Regions from separate parts of the Homo sapiens genome. Here region 1 is linked to region 2. The links are chromatin loops, found by intact Hi-C in ENCODE. Cell type or tissue: endothelial cell of umbilical vein. All regions are shown on one strand. Links, peaks and the distances in the headings refer to the core of each region. The heading gives the core; the rest is flanking DNA.

Region 1 (8,321 bases), core at 2,565-5,064, 430 kb before region 2:
ATGTCATCAGTATTTTTAGAGGGATTGCATTGATGCCGTATATTGCTTTGAGTAGTATGGACATTTTAACAATACTGATTCTTCTAATCCATGAACATGCAATATCTTTCCATTTTTTGTATGTCATCTTCAATTTCATTCATCAGTGCTTTACAGTTTTTAGTATAGATATCTTTTACTTCTTTGTTAAGCTTATTTCTATGTGTTTTGTTTTATTTGTAGCTATTATAAATTAGATTACTTTCCTCATTTTTCAGATTGTTCACTGTTGGAATATAAAAGTGCTACTGATTTTTGTATGTTGATTTTGCAACTTTTACTGAAATTCTTTATCAGTTCTAATAGTTATCTGGGGGAGTCTTTAGGGTTTTACAAATGTAAGATTTTATCTTCTGCAAACAAGGATTATTTGACTTCTACCTTTCCAATGCAGATGTCCTTCATTTCTTCCTCTTGTCTGATTGCTGTGGCTAGGACTTCCAGTACTATGCTGAATAATAGTGGTGAAAGTGGGCATCTTTGTCTTGTTCCAGATCTTAGAGCAAAGGCTTCAGTTTTTCCCCATTCAGTATGAAACTAGCTGAGGGTCTGTCATATACAGCTTTTATAATGTTAAAATTCTATACCCAATTTTTTAAGATTTTTTATCCTGAAGGGATGTTGAATTTTACTAAATGCTTTTTCGGCATCAATCAAAAATATCAGGTGCTTTTGTCTTTTATTCTGTTGATATGATATATTACACTGATTGAGTTGCATATGGTGAACTGTCCTTGCATCCCTGAGATAAATCCCACTTTGTCATAATAAATTGTCTTTTTAATATGTGGTTGAATTCAGTTTGCTAATATTTTATTGAAGATATTTGCATCAGGGATAATGGCCTGTACTTTTCTTTTTTTTGAGGTGCCTCTGTCTGGTTTTGGTATCATGCTAATATTGGCCTCAAAGAATGAGTTCAGAAGTATTTCCACTTCCTCTGTTTTTCAGAATAGTTAGAGTTGGTATTAGTTCTTCTTTAAGTGTTTGAAAAATTCAGCAGTTAAGTCATTGTGTCCTGGTCTTTGCTGGGAGAACTTTTATTATGGCTTTCATCTCATCACTTGTTATTGGTCTATTTAAGTTGTGGATTTATTCATGGTTCAACATTGGTAGGTTGTATGTGTCTAGGAATTAATCCGTTTCTTCTAGATTTTTTTATTTATTGACATATAATTACTCATAGTAGCCACTAATGATCTTTTGAATTTCTGTGGTATTGGTTGTAATGTCTCCTTTTTCATCTCTGATTTTATTTATTGGGATCTTCTCTCTTTTTTTCTTAGTCTGGCTAAAGGTTTCTCAGTTTCATAAAACCCAACTCTTCATTTGGTTGATCTTTTGTACTGATTTCTTTGTTTCACTTTCATTTCTGCTGTGATCGTTATTATCTTTTCTTCTAATTTTCATTTTGGTTGGCTCTTGCTTTTCTAGTTATTTAAGATTTATCATTAGGTTGTTTTATCTGAAGTTTCTCTGCTTTTTTATAGACAGTTATTGCTGTAAGCCTTCTTCTTTGTATTGCTTTCACTGTATCCCATACCTCTTGGTATGTTGTGTTTCCATTTTCATTTGTTTCAAGAAATTTTTCAACTTCGTTAACTTCTTCATTGACCCACTGGTCATTCAGGAACATATTGTTTAACTATTATGTGTTTGTATGGTTTCCCAAATTCCTTTGATTATTGATTTCCAGTTTTATTCCATTGTGGACAAAGAAGATACTTGATAGGACTTCAATTTTAAAAAATTTTTAAGATTTGTTTTGTGACCTAACATATAATTTATTCTCGAGAATAATCTATGTGCTAAGGAAAAGAATGTGTGTTCTGCACCCATTGGATGAAATGTTCTATAAATATCTATTAGGTCCATTTGGCCTATAATGCAGATTAAGTCTGATGTTTATTTGTTGATTTTCCATCTGACTCATCTGTCCAGTGCTGAATGTAAGTTGTTAAAGTCTCCAGCTAGTATTGCACTGGGATCTGTCACTCTCTTTAGCTCTAATAATATTTGCTTTACATACCTGGGTGCTCAAGAGTTGAGCACATATATATTTACAATTGCTACATTATCTTGCTAAATTGACTCCTTTGTCACTGTACAATGACCTACTTTATTTCTTTTTCTAGTTTTTGCATTGAAATCTATTTAGTATAATATAAGTATAGCTACTCTTTCTCCATTTTGGTTTCTATTGGCATGGAATATCCTTTTCCAAGCCTTTATTTTCAGTCTATGTGTCTCTTCATAGGTGAAGTGTGTTTCTTGTAAGCAACAGATGTTTAGGTCTTTTTTTTTATTCATTCAGCTACTCTATTTTTTTAATTGGAGAGTTTATTCCATTTACATTCCATATTATTACTGATAAGTAAGGAATTACTCTTGCCATTTTGTTATTTGTTTTCTGGTTGTCATGTGGTCTTCTCTTACTTCTTTCTTTCCTTTCTCTCTTCCTTTTAGTGAAAGTGATATTCTCAAATGGCATGTTTTAATTTCATGTTTTATATATTTTGTGGATCTGTGGTATGTTTTTTTATTTGAGGTAACCATGAGGCTTGCAAATAATATCTGATAATCCCTTATTTTAAACTGATGGCAATTTATCACTAATTGGGTAACAAAAAAACAAACAAGTAAAGAGAAAACTAATAAAAACTGCATAGTTTAACTGCATTCCCCTGATTTTTAACCCCTTGTTGTTTCTACTTTTATTATACTGAAAATTTGTTAGAGTATTATTTTTAGAATTTCTGCTAATGATTTGAGTAGTTTATTCACCACAATTACAGTGTTACACAATTTTGTTTTCCTGTGCACTTACTATTACCAGTGAGTTGTGTACCTTCAGATGATTTTTTTTTTTTTTTTTTTTTTTGCTCATTAATGTCCATTTCTTTCAGCGTGAAGAATTCCCTTTAGCATATCTTGTAGGACAGACCCACCCAGTGTTGATGAAATTTCTTAGCTTTTGTTTTTCTGGGAAAGTCTTTATTTATCCTTCATGTTTGAAGAATACCTTTGCTGATGTACTATTCTAAGACAATAGTTTTTCTCCTTCTACACTTTAAATATGTCATGTCACTTTCTCCTCCCTATATGGTTTCCATTGAGTAGTCAGCTGCCAGACATATTGGAGCTCTATTGTATGTTATTTGTTTCTTTTCTCGCTGCATTTAGGATCCTTTCATTATTCTTGACCTTTGGGAGTTTGATTATTAAATGGCTTGAGGTAGTCCTATTTGAATTAAATCTGCTTGGTGTTATGCAATCTTCTTGTACTTGAATATTGGCATCTTTCTCTAGGTTTGCCAAGTTTTCTGTGATTATCCCTTTGAATAAACTCTATAATCCAATTTCTCTCTCTACCTTCTCTTTAAGGTCAATACTTCTTAAAGTTGCCCTTTTCAGGCCATTTTCTAGATCTTATAGGCATGCTTGATTCCTTTTATTTTTTCTTTTGTCTCCTATGACTGTGTGCTTTCAAATAGTCTGTCTTAAAGTTCACTAATTCTTTCTTATGCTTGATCAATTCTGCTATGAAGAGATTCTGATGCATTCTTGAGCCTGTCAATTTTTCAGCTCCAGAATTTCTACTTGATTCCTTTTAATAATTTGAAACTTGGTGTTAAATTTATCTGGTAGGATTCTGAGTTTCTTCTCTTTGGTGTATTAAATTTTGTTAAACTTTCCCAAAACAGCAATTTTGAATTCTCCATCTCAATGGTCACATTTCTGTCTCTCCAAGATTGGTCACTGGTGACTTACTGAGTACATTTGGTTAGGTCATGGTTTCCTGGATGGTCTTGATGCTTGTAAATGTTTGTCAGTGTCTGGGCACTGAAGAGTTATGTATGTATTGTAGTCTTCACAGTCTGGGCTTGCTTTTACCCAGCCTTCCTGGGAAGGCTTTCCAGGTATTTGAAGGGACTTGGGCATTGTGATCTAAATCTTTGGTCACTATAGCTATATCTGCTTTAGGGGGCACTCCAAGCTCAGTAATGCTGTGGCTCTTGCAGACTCACAGATATACTGGCTTGGTGGTCCTGGGTAAGATCTGGAACTATTCCCTGGATTACCAAGCAAAGACTCTTGTCTTCCCATACTTTCCCCCAAACAGATAGTGAGTGTGAGTGTGTGTGTGTGTGTGTGTGTGTGTGTGTGTGTGTGTGTGTGTCTTGCCCAAGGCCCACAGTAACCACAGTCTGGCTACTGCCAGTGTTCACTTGTGGCCCAAGGGCTTGACAGTGATCAGGTGGCAAATACATCCAGGCTTGTGTTCTTGCCTTCATGGCAGTGAGTTTCCCCAGCCTCAGGCAAGTCTGAGGATGCCATCTGGAAGCGAAGGCCTGAAATCAGGAACCTTAGGAATCTACCTGGTGCTCTACTCTACTGTGGCTGAGCTGGCACCCAAGCTACAAGACAAAGTCCTTCTGACTATTCCCTCCCCTTTCCTCGAGCAGAAAAATCTCTCCCTGTGGCCACCACTGCCTCTGGCCCACAGCAAGTACTGACTGGTTACAGTCAATGTTCACTCAAGGCCAAAGGGCTCATCAGTCAGTTTGTGGTGAATGCTTCCAGGCCTGAGTCTCTTTCTTCAGGGAAGGGTGGGCTCCCCCCTGTCCCAAAGCAGGTCCAGAAATGTCATCCAATAGCCAAGGTCTGGAATTGGGGACCCCAGGAAGTGGCTTGATGCTCTACCCCACTGTGACCAAGCTGGTACCCAAGCTGCAAGACAAAGTCTTCTTTACTCTTTCCTCTCATTTCCTCAACCAAATGGACACTCTCCCCATAGCACCACAGCTGGGAATGTGTTGGATCACACCTGAGGCCAGCACACCTCTGAGTCTCACCCAAGGCCTGCATTGAGTACTGCCTGGCTACCACTGCTGGTTATTTAGGGTCCAAAGGCTCTTTACACAGCAGGAGCCTAATAAATCCTACCAGGACTGGGTCCCTTCCCTTCAAGGCAGAGGATCCCCTTCTATCCCTATCCCAGGGGGATAGGACTACATTTAGGAATGTAGTCCTGTAGCTAGGGCCCGCAATGGGGGCCTCTGGGCTCTGCTGGGTGCCCTATCCTACTGTGGCTGAGTTGGTATCCAGGTTGCAAGACAAAGTCCTCTTTACTCTCCCCTCTCCTTTCCTCAGTCAGAGGGAAGGAATCTCTCCTGGAGCTGTGAGCTGTACTACCTGGGCTTGGGGGAAGGTACACAAGCACTCCCTTGACCACCCCAGCTGGTGTCTCACTAGGTTGCTTGCAGCCTAAGCCCACTGGCTCCAAACCCACAGCACCAGGAGTTGCCCAGGACTTGCAGTCCTTGTGGCCTAGACTGCCTTTCAAGTTTATGTAGGACCCCATAGCCTTTTAGCCCATGATGGTGAGGCTTGCTGGAACTCAGGTTCCCGCTGCTGGGATGGATTATTCACCTCTGGCTAGGGAAGGTCTAGATGCTCCCTCCGTGGGCACTGGATGAGTTTTGCCCCATGTTGCTTTCTGCTGTGACAGGAAACCACTGAGTTCCAACACAAAGTCCCACAGTCGCGCCACTGTGCCTCCCCCAAGCACACAGATTATCTTCCTGTGCCACAAAGATGCTGCTGGGAGATGGAGGAGGGATATTGTAGGGGATTCAAGACTGTCTTTCCTACCATCTTCAGTGCCTCTTGCCTTAATATGATGTTAAAACCAGGTACTGTGATCACTCATCTGATTTTTGGTTCTTTTGGCACTTTCTTGTGTGCTGCTTTTTCAATTTGGTGTTCCTGTGGAGATGGTGGGGGACGATTGCTGGAGGCTTCTATTCAGCCATCTTGCTTTGCCTTTCTCCTGTTTCTTAGTAAACTCAATTTACAAACGGTTATTGAGACCATACCATGAAAAAGGCCCCTTTACTAGGGACTGTAGCCAGAGAGAAACTAGAAGCATTTAACATCCAGTTAAGGAGAAAAGTCTTGGCACCTCAAGCCAAGTTTAAAACAGCATTTTCAAGCTAATTCTAAGTTTGTTCAAGTCACTTTTTTAATAAAAGTGCTTCAGTAACATTCCACTGTACTTGCCTTCTGCTTACCTCTTCAGTTTCCCTCCTAGCCACTCCAGGAGCTAGAGACTCCTTAGATTTCTAAAAATATTCAACATACATAACCATACGTTATTCTCTAATACAGAGATTAGTATTTCTTCCTTGTCAGTTGTTATTTATTTTATGTCTTTGGTCTTTCTACACAGCCTTATTTTTAAAATTATAATTATATAACAGACAGAAAATGCAAAAAGACAAATATACAAAATAACAAATTGTGAAAATAAACATCCTGGTTGCCCCACCCATATCAAGAACCAGTGCATGGCCAGCATCTGGAAGCCCCCTGGGTGGTCTTTCTTCATCATAAAGTCCTCCCTACCCCCCATGTTAACCATACTACTAAATATTCTGAAATTCACTTTTTTTTACAGTGTCACTATCTAATTGTAGATCTCAAAACACCATGGCTTAGTCTGTTGCCTGTTTTTGAAATTGGTATATTGAATCATACAGTAACTTTAAAGTCTGGCTTCTTTTACTTTATATTGTAAAGGTTTATTCACCTTTTGCATGTAACTGCATATATTGAAGTCTAGCATTTTTATGAATGAATATTCAATAGTTTGTTTACCCATTCTAATGTTGATGAACATTTGGGCATTTCCATTTTGAGAGTATAATGAACAGCCTTGCTCTGAACATTCTTGTCCATGTTTCCTAGTTCTTATACATACATGGAACGGAGACTGCTAGATCATATAATGTGTGTTTTTAATGTCTTCCAGATAGTGTCAAGCTGCTTTCCAAAGTGACCATTACCATTTCATATCCTCATTATTAATTTATGAAAGTTCGTTTTGCTCTACAAATTCACCAATATTTGATGCTTTCAACTTTAAAATTTTGCCAAGTTGTAAGTTGTAGAGTGGTATTTAGGTTTTTTGTTTTTGTTTTACACTTTTAGTTCTTCTTTCACAGTAGTTACACATTTAGTTTCCTCTAATGCAACACTGGAAGTTTAAATGATGATAGCATGCAGTCTTCTGTTTTCTGGCCACCAAGAAGATATTTCCCAGGTTGTGCAATTAAATGCAATGCTAGCTCTAAGTTTTCGGTAAGATACACTTTATTAAAGTTCTCTCGTTTTCCTGATTTGTGAATTTCAATCATAACTGGATATTGAATGATAACAAATGTTCCTTTTGTAGCTAATGAGATAATCTCATGATTTTTCTTCATTGTCAGGATAATGTGATAATTACATTTTTTCATATGTTGTAAAACCAACTTTGCACCCTGAAACAAACTGAACTTAGTTGTGATTTATTATTCTTTTTATTTATAAATAGACTTGGCTTACTCATATTTTATTTAGGGTTTTAATATCTACGTTCATGACAGAAATTGGTCGATAATTCTCTTTTCTTGTAAAATGTTTCAGATTTTGGAAATAAGGTTATGTAGCCTTCAAAATATGAATTGAGGAACTTTCATCTGTTTTTTAATCCTGGAAGAATTTGTATAAGAATTAGAAATACTTCTTAAATAGTTGTTAGAATTTTCTGGTGAAGCTTTGGGGCCTCTCTGTGTTGGTGAGTGTGTGTGTGTGTGAAGGATTTTAAATCCGAGTTCTTTAAAAAATATATGACTAAAAATATGTATTTTTTATTGTGCCAGAGTTAAGTCGTATTTTTCTTAGAATGTGTTCATTTCATATAAATGTTAATATTTATTAGCATTGTTTTGTGTAAGATTCTTATGTTTTCTTTGAAATTTCTTTAATAGTTCTGGTGATGGCCTCCCTTAAAATCTCTATTATGTGATTGTATTATATGGAGTAAGTTGTGTTGTTTTCTCTGTTGTTTGCTTCCTTCTACTTTCTGTAAGTTTATTATTCCTTATGCTATCAATTTCTACTTATGGCTTTAGCCGCACCCCACAAAGCTTGGGATTTAGCATTTTGACTTTTATTTCAATGTGTTATCTAATTTCCATTTTAATTTTTTAATCCATGAGTTATCTAAAAATGATTGCTTACTTTCAAATATGTTGGGGTTTCCTATATACCCTTTTGCTTTTTGATTTCTAAATGAATTGTTTTGTGATGAGAAAATATACTCTGTAGAATTTCAGTCCCTCTTTTTATCCAGTGGGATAGCATACTATCAATTTCTGCAAATATCTATGTATGCTTAAAATTACTACATATTTTGTGATTGTTGCATATAAGGTTCTATGTATGTAAATTTGATC
Region 2 (8,321 bases), core at 3,463-5,962:
TGATAGTTAAGCCAGGAAAGATGGGAAGCCATGGAAGGAATTTAAGTTGTGAAAAGATCCCTCTGACTGTAGTGTGGAAAATGGATGAAGAGACACCAGAGTGAAAGCAAGGAGGTTATTCCACGTATCCAATCAATAGATAATAAGCAGCTGGGCATGGTGGCTCACACCTGTAATCCCAGCACTTTGGGAGGCCAAGGTAGGTGGATCACGAGGTCAAGGGATCAAGACCATCCTGGTGAACCCCTGTCTCTACTATAAATACAAAAATTAGCTGGGCATGGTGGCACATGCCTGTAATCCCAGCTACTCAGGAGGCTAAGGCAGGAGAATCACTTGAACCCAGGAGGCAGAGGTTGCAGTCAGCTGAGATAGTGCCACTCCACTCCAGCCTGGTGACAGAGCAAGACCCTGTCTCAAAAAAAAAAAAAAAAAAAAAAAAAAAAAGACAGAGAGAGAGAGAATAGTCAAAGACTAATGGATTTCTTCTGCTCTTCCCAACTTGTTTCTGGTCTTTCATACGACTTTAGACCTCAAAAGTCCTTGACATTGTGAAAGACCTCATTCCCACTTTCTATAGTTAGTTTTCTCTTTGTTGTTGTCATTGTTTGTTTCAGGACCTTAACATTTTAATTCTGCCCTATATCACTTTCCCTTTTTAAAAAACCTCATTCTATTTATAAGAACCATCTTGGATTTTAAAATATACACTAAAACAATTTAACATCCCAGACTTATACTTACCCACATCCCTGACCCTGTCTTATTCTGAGAGATTTCCCCTCTTCTCAGTTTCTTATTATTCTTTGGGTGTTATCCTTGGTTTTAAGTGCTACACTTTGAGGACCATTAAAAAAAATGTGTCCAGAGAATAATAATCAAGATAGTGAATAAACCTCAAACACAGGAGATTTGTGAAATCTCAATATTTTGCTTAACAAAGGGAAACCTTTGGGATTGAAATGGCAGATGCCTTCCAAATGCTATCACTAGAAATAAGTAGAAATTTTTTTTTTTCCTGTGTTACCCAAATGGTCAAAAATAGGACTAATTGTAGGATATCAAATGTGTACAAATGTATGCTTAAATATAGCAACCTTAGATCTTTCTATTTATTGTCTGAAAGTGGAATAGGCTATTTTGAGATGCAGTGAACTTTCAATCCTTGGAGATATTTAAATAGAATCTGGACAGTCACATGACAAGAAGTTGGGGAGAATCAACCACCAGATGGAGCTGAAACAGAGTGAACTTCCAGGTCCACCTTGAACCTTCCCCTCTAGTGCCTCTATTGTTCCATCAGCAACACTAATGCAGGGGACAGTGGACATGGGCCTTATTTTTAGGCCCCAGGTGACTTAGAGGAGACCACATCCCTGAGAGAGTCAGGCTGCTGCTTTTAAGGTGCGAGTGTGTGTTTAGGTAACTGCATTTCAAAAAGGTGTCTACTATTTTTTTTCCTTTGGTTAGTCATTGGTTGCAATTATCTAAATTTCAGTCCCTTCCATTAGCATGGATTATCATTTAACTACAACACAGAATGCATACTTCTTGCTACTGATTTACATAAGACAGTTACACTTAAATCAGTCATCAAATTGGTAAAAGACAAATTGCTATTTTAAAATACGTTTTTAAACAAGATTTTTCAGGAAAGAAAAACCTATACAGACCTTAATTTCTTTTAAAAGCCCACATTTTATGTGCTTCAGATAAGCAGATTTGGTGATATTTATTTAAACTTGGCATGCCTAGTAATTACAACATAATATTTGGTATTGAGTAGATTCTGGTTACAAGTTTCTTTTCCAACACCTGGACAATTTAGCCCAAAAGGAAAAAAGCAAAGAAGAAATTGGTCATGCTGACATGACCCTAAAACTTAATTCAGTCATTGTATTCTACCTTTTCCTCATCTCCCCAAACACACAAGAACAACAGTACTAATTATTGCTCTGCAGATGTATTAAATTTCCAATGTTAAGCTCTGTATATGGAGATGGCTTCAGCAACCCAATGAAGCAGAAGTTCTGCCTCCCCCTCACACCATACATACATAAAAGCTCATATTAAAAACCCCTTCCATCAAAATAGCTAGAAAAGAATAATTCAAATGTTCCTAGAATCAAGAAAAAAATAAATATTTAAGATGATGAATATCTCAGTTACCCTGATTTGAAAATCTTTACACAGGCCGGGCGCGGTGGCTCACGCCTGTAATCCCAGCACTTTCGGAGGCCGAGACAGGCAGATCATGAGGTCAGGAGATCGAGACCATCCTGGCTAACATGGTGAAACCCCGTCTCTACTAAAAACACAAAAAAAATTAGCCGGGTGTGGTGGCGGGTGCCTGTAGTCCCAGCTACTTGGGAGGCTGAGGCAGGAGAATGGCATGAATCTGGGAGGCGGCGCTTGCAGTGAGCCCATATCCCGCCACTGCACTCCAGCCTGGGCGACAGACCAAGACTCCGTCTCAAAAAAAGAAAAAGAAAAAAAAAGAAAATCTTTACACATTATATGAATGTATCAAACTATCACAAGTACCCTGAAAATTTGTGCATCTCTTATATTTCGATTTTTTAATCCCTTCCATATATCCTACTCTCACCACCTTCACTCTCAATGTTTAAAAGAAAACATCCTCTTTTGTTACTATATGTCACTCTTGCTTCTTTTTACTTTAAACTCGTAGCCGCTCTTCCTTTACCCCTGTTGCGTGTATGTGTCTATGTCTATACACACATATGCCTGTTTCCCTGATATTTCAGTGCAATATTCCAAGCGTATCTCTTTCCACACCCCTGTTTTTCTCTCACAATCAGGTCAGAGGAAGTGGAGGGAGAACAACAAACAGTAATGGACCAAAAAATATTCAGATAATGACCTGTCTTTTAACTTCTTACAGTAATACGTGGTACTTTTGAGTATTTATACTTTTCATCTTTAAAAATGTGTCTTTGAACATCTGCAGAACTTGCATGACTATCAAATATAATAAGAGCATGAATTTTGGTGATGATAAACTTGGGTTTTAATGTAAGATAATATTCATATAGTCAGATCACACAAGTATTGGGAGAATCATTGTGCACTGCTGTGGGCATAGCATGTGTTACAGCCATTCAGGAAACAATCTGTTAGTACCTAGTGAAATTAAGTAACATAACACATACAGTCCAGCAGTCCCATTCCTGGGCATATGTTGAATGATAGACAACATTAATAGATATTATAAGCCTAGTTAATACAGAAAAATCAGAAGCAGAATGAAACTTATAGCCAAATTTTTGCTTATGTATATTAAAAACACACACATCCACCAATACCACTATACATTTTATAAAGATTCATGTGTATCTTTGCATATATATGTAAACAAGTATATAATATATTTGATTTGTATATCAATATATACAATACAAATATATATATTCGTATATATTGATATACGAATATATATATTTGTATGTATTTATATACGAATATATATATTTGTATATATTATATATGTGCATAAAATATATATATTTGTATATATATTACATATATACAAATCTATAAATTGATGTCTATCAGGTAGGAGAAGTAGACACAGGATGAAGAGGAAATAAAAAAATAAGATAGGGACATTTCACAATTAACAGTAACATTAACTGTGAACTGAGAACCACAACTCAATTATGTCCACTTGAAGTTTAATAAATTTTAAAAATATACAATAAAACAAAAGTAATGCATACATACCATAAAAATGTTTAAACTCATAAAGGTATAAACAAATCACTTTCCATCAGCTTCTGATACACCAGACGCATTCGTTTTCTACTGCTGCATAACAAAATATAGTGCCCAGTGCATGGAAAACACATATTACCCTTCCTTTTTGTGCACTTTATCAACAATTTAATGAATTAAATAATCCCAAATAGGGATCATTCTGGATCTTCCAAATTAGTTGAGAGAAAAGGGGTGCCCATAGAAGAGTAATAAAGATAGAAAGATAAGTAACTTTGAGCAAGGATAGAGAATAGTGTCCCTCTTTGCTCCCTGATCAAATTGGTCTCTCTGTTTCCTATAGCCTAATCTTGTCCAGTTTGATTGCCTTGATCAAGACCTGTCCCTCTTCCCATTATCTTTATTAATTGAAACATACACCCTCAAATCTATACTCTCTGTGTCTTTCAAGGGGATATATAGATAATATAACTTAAAACAATATTGTGACATAACTGGATTTAACGTTAATGTGCTCTTGAGGAGCACCATGTAGCATATACATCTAAGCAAGAATGTTTTTACTTACATAATGTACATAACCCAGGGATAAGAGTTCATTGGTGCAAACAGCAAACATCACTCCAGGTAGGAAGAGCCCACTGATGAGTGGATATTTGAGGCAGGGGAAATACTTGCAGTCATAGCTTCAAATTACACCATGAAAGTGGCCTTCTTCTCTTAAAGTTTGCTCTGCTGAGAAGAGCTCAGGAATCTAAGAAGATGCTGCACCTGACTGGGTGTGACTCCTACAGGAAGACCCCATACGTGACTCTTCAGCTTTCAACATGTGTTTCTTCATGAAGAAACAGCTTTTCCTTGCTCTAAACTCAAAAAAAAAAAAAAAGAAGAAGAAGAAGATTGATGTGAGAAGGGACCCAAGAGGGTTTTCTTTCTGATCTAAATAAAAGACTTTCTCTGGCAAGGAAGAGGAAATCAAACTCATTGTGTGTGGTATTGTGCCTTTGTCTCCCAAGGGAAAGAACAGCTTTTCCAAGGAATAGAATTCTTTCTTGCCTTTGCATCCACCAGTGTAGGGATCTGTGCAGACTGACACCTAGTGGTCTCCAGAACTCCTTTAGTAGCAAGAGTAAGAAGAACGTGTATGTGTGTGTGTTTCAGGCTTCGCGAAGCATCCTTTCTTCTTCCTACAGATTCCTAAACTATGAAAAAACTGAGTTGTTAATTGGTCTTGATTCCAATACCACATCTTTCTGACCATTAATATTTAATATCTGAGCAGCCCATAGATGTCACCAACTAGAAAGGAACAATGATTCTGATGTGTGAGAGCAATAATTTTGTCCAAATATGGAATAGAAAAGGCAGCAACAAAGCAAAGTATCCAATCCATCAGAATTCAAAGAATCAGTGGCTTCTGTAGTTGGAGTCTTCTGAGTTTATGCCAGAGTTCATCTCCACAAGATCCCACTCTGCCTTTAACACTTCACCCGGTGAACTTTTCCACTAGCCCATCTGTACTCCTGGTTGGACTGGAGAAGTTAAGGGGCTGAGAAGTGTATAATGTACTTGGGAAATCTGAATTTATCCTGGTAATTGATTGCTCTCCAGGAACCACTGGAAAACTCCTCCATGGTACATTAAGAGAGGTGTTTGTACTTCCTCCTACCAATAGATTATCTTCTAAAGAAGGCTCCAGAAAATTTTGAATTTGGCTTCCAAGGGTCTACGTTGACAAGAACTTCTTTTTAGGTAACACACAAAATGAAAATGGAGGGAAGCCAACTAGAAGGTATCAGACTTAAATCTTATAAATTCCATTTGGGGGATCAAAAAATTATAATACACATGACTGAGTTTGGCCACCAAAACAGGTAATAAGAGTAGATGCTGGAAAATAATACTGGAGGAAAGAATTTGGTGGGAGAAGTTAAAATAAATTAGCTCACATCTGTTGCGGGAAGTCAGGGACCCCGAACGGAGGGACTGGCTGAAGCCATGGCAGAAGAACATAAATTGTGAAGATTTCATGGACATTTATTAGTTCCCCAAATTAATATTTTTATAATTTCTTATGTCTGTCTTTACTGCAATCTCCGAACATAAACTGTGAAGATTTCATGGATACTTATCACTTCCCCAATCAATACCCTTGTGATTTCCTATGCCTGTCTTTACTTTAATCTCTTAATCCCGTCATCTTCGTAAACTGAGGAGGATGTATGTCACCTCAGGACCCTGTGATGATTGCGTTAACTGCACAAATTGTAGAGCACGTGTGTTTGAACAATATGAAATCTGGGCACCTTGAAAAAAGAACAGGATAACAGCAATGTTCAGGGAACAAGGGAGATAACCTTAAATTCTGACTGCCAGTGAGCCAGGAAGAACAGAGCCATATTTCTCTTCTTTCAAAAGCAAATGGGAGAAATATTGCTGAATTCTTTTTCTCAGCAAGGAACATCCCTGAGAAAGAGAATGTGTCCTGAGGGGAGGCCTCTGAAATGGCCGCTTTGGGGATGGCTGTCTTTTATTGTCATAGCTGATGGATGAAATAAGCCCTGGTCTCCTGTAGCGCTCCCAGGCTTATTAGGATGAGGAAATTCCCACCTAATAAATTTTGGTCAGACTGGTTGTCTGCTCTCAAACCCTGTCTCCTGATAAGATGTTACCAATGACAATGCATGCCTGAAACTTCATTAGCAATTCTAATTTCGCCCCAGTCCTGTGGTCCTGTGATCTTGCCCTGCCTCCATTTGCCTTATGATATCTTATTACCTTGTGAAGCATGTGATTTCTGTGACCCACACCCTATTCGTACACTCCCTCCCCTTTTGAAAATCACTAATAAAAACTTGCTGGTTTTACGGCTCGGGGGGCATCACGGAACCTGCCGACATGTGATGTCTCCTCCAGCCACCCAGCTTTAAAATTTCTCTCTTTTGTGCTCTTTCCCTTTATTTCTCAGACTGGCTGACACTTAGGGAAAATAGAAAAGAATCTACATGAAATATTGGGGGTGAATTTCACCTGATACACATCCTAGTAGAAACCTGGGAGAATTGGTTTTCCCAGCTTTATAAACTAAAGGTTAACTGGCCCCAAACTTTGCAAGTCCCAGGCCAATTTTTACCTGAGACCTGGTAACAATTCATTACATTTTATAATTGATTTTAAAAGCTCATGCCAAATAGGATTCAGAGAATACTTTCTGTCCACAAAATTGAAAGGTGGACTCTGATGATTGACAAATGTGTTTCTCTTCGTCATCTCTACAGGCATGACTCTATCTGGTTGGACTTAGAAGACCTCTCCCAACCCATTACTTTGTAAGTTTTTCAACCCCAAAATGCATTGCAGTTTTTTTAATGAGCATCAAACCTGTTCAACCCAAAACTTTACATACATTTTTTCTCTACTTTTTATAGTTTCATGTTTTTGTCATCTTTAAATTTTCCCTTTAGAGCACTGTTGACTCCATGACCAGTCAGTTCTGCCCTACATTGCATTAGCTCAATAAAGATTCACCATTTTTAAGTGAATACATTGTAACAAACCTGCACATGTAACCCCTGAATCTAATATTAAAAGTAACAATAAGTAAAATAAGATAAAATGAATACAGAACCTGTGTCTTACCATATGGTTCGGTTTATGGTTGTTAGCAATATTTTTAATGTTATTTTAAAGATCTTTTTGAAGAAATAATTTCAAATGGGGTAAAATGAGTATCAGTTTGATGGTCCTTTTAATCAATGTTGTCATACAGTGGTTGATTTTTCATTTTTGTTTTCAAAGACCTGGATGCATGTACTCCCCATTCTCAAAAAATAAAATAAAATAATAAAGATAAGCATTCTCATACATACAGATGGCTTCATTCTACTGTCATGCATTTATTGGTCTTAATAGACAGTCAGCCCTACTTTCTACACCAAAGAGTTACAGTCAAACATTAGAAAAAAAAACAAAACCTATAGAAAAGTAGTTCATTCAAGAAATCAGGTGGACAATTTGTAGGTAATTCTTAGACTGCCCAAGGTAATACATTCTACTGGTGTTTTACCACATTATTGTATATCCCACATGGGCACTTGGTTATACCTCTTACAAAATATTTTTAGACTGATAACATTGTGGACATGATTAAGTACCCAAGTTCTGGGGTCTTGAATATTATTCTTCAATGAACTGGAGTGAAAACAAAACTGCTTCTTGAGGAGAATTTTGGCCCAAACCAGGAGTCCCACTCCTCACCTTTTTGTGCATGTTTCCAGGAAAGGTGTCAGGGGAAGAGTGGCCTTTCATTGTGGGCATGTGTCCTTCCTTCTCAGGTTCTTCAGCTGTCCTCAGAGAATTTAATCCCTATCCCCAACTCTGCTGATTGGAAGAATACTCAGCTCACTTCTTTTAAAATATGCACAAAATCTTCTACTTGGTGCTTTTTACATCAGAAATGAGCAATTTGAATTCAAAGTCATTCAATATTTATCAAAAGTTGAGTTAAAGATAATACAGAAATTCTTCAGAAAAAAACCTATGAGCCTCTTCTTGCATCAAGAAGATAACTTAAGAAAAATAAAACA

Evidence for each region. A loop is a pair of places that touch in the nucleus more often than their neighbours do. Peaks named below come from ENCODE experiments on the same cell type or tissue, not always from the same donor. Only the 100,000 strongest peaks of a DNase experiment are listed, where the experiment ranks them.
Region 1: a loop joins it to region 2, with 15 times the contacts of the local background. A loop is called at or near these places in 1 of 110 quality-filtered maps.

Annotation. Positions count from the first base shown.
Region 1 is chr2:35,890,760-35,899,080 of GRCh38, forward strand. No RefSeq gene overlaps it. Among named protein-coding and RNA genes, the nearest start is that of MIR548AD, 420 kb to the left of the region's middle. In endothelial cell of umbilical vein, for the core only: no CTCF peak of the experiment used is centred there; a DNase peak (open chromatin) is centred at 4,062.
Region 2 is chr2:36,317,505-36,325,825 of GRCh38, forward strand. No RefSeq gene overlaps it. Among named protein-coding and RNA genes, the nearest start is that of CRIM1-DT, 34 kb to the right of the region's middle. In endothelial cell of umbilical vein, for the core only: CTCF peaks have their summits at 4,850 (motif pointing left) and 5,051; a DNase peak (open chromatin) is centred at 4,817; H3K27me3 peaks cover 299 bases.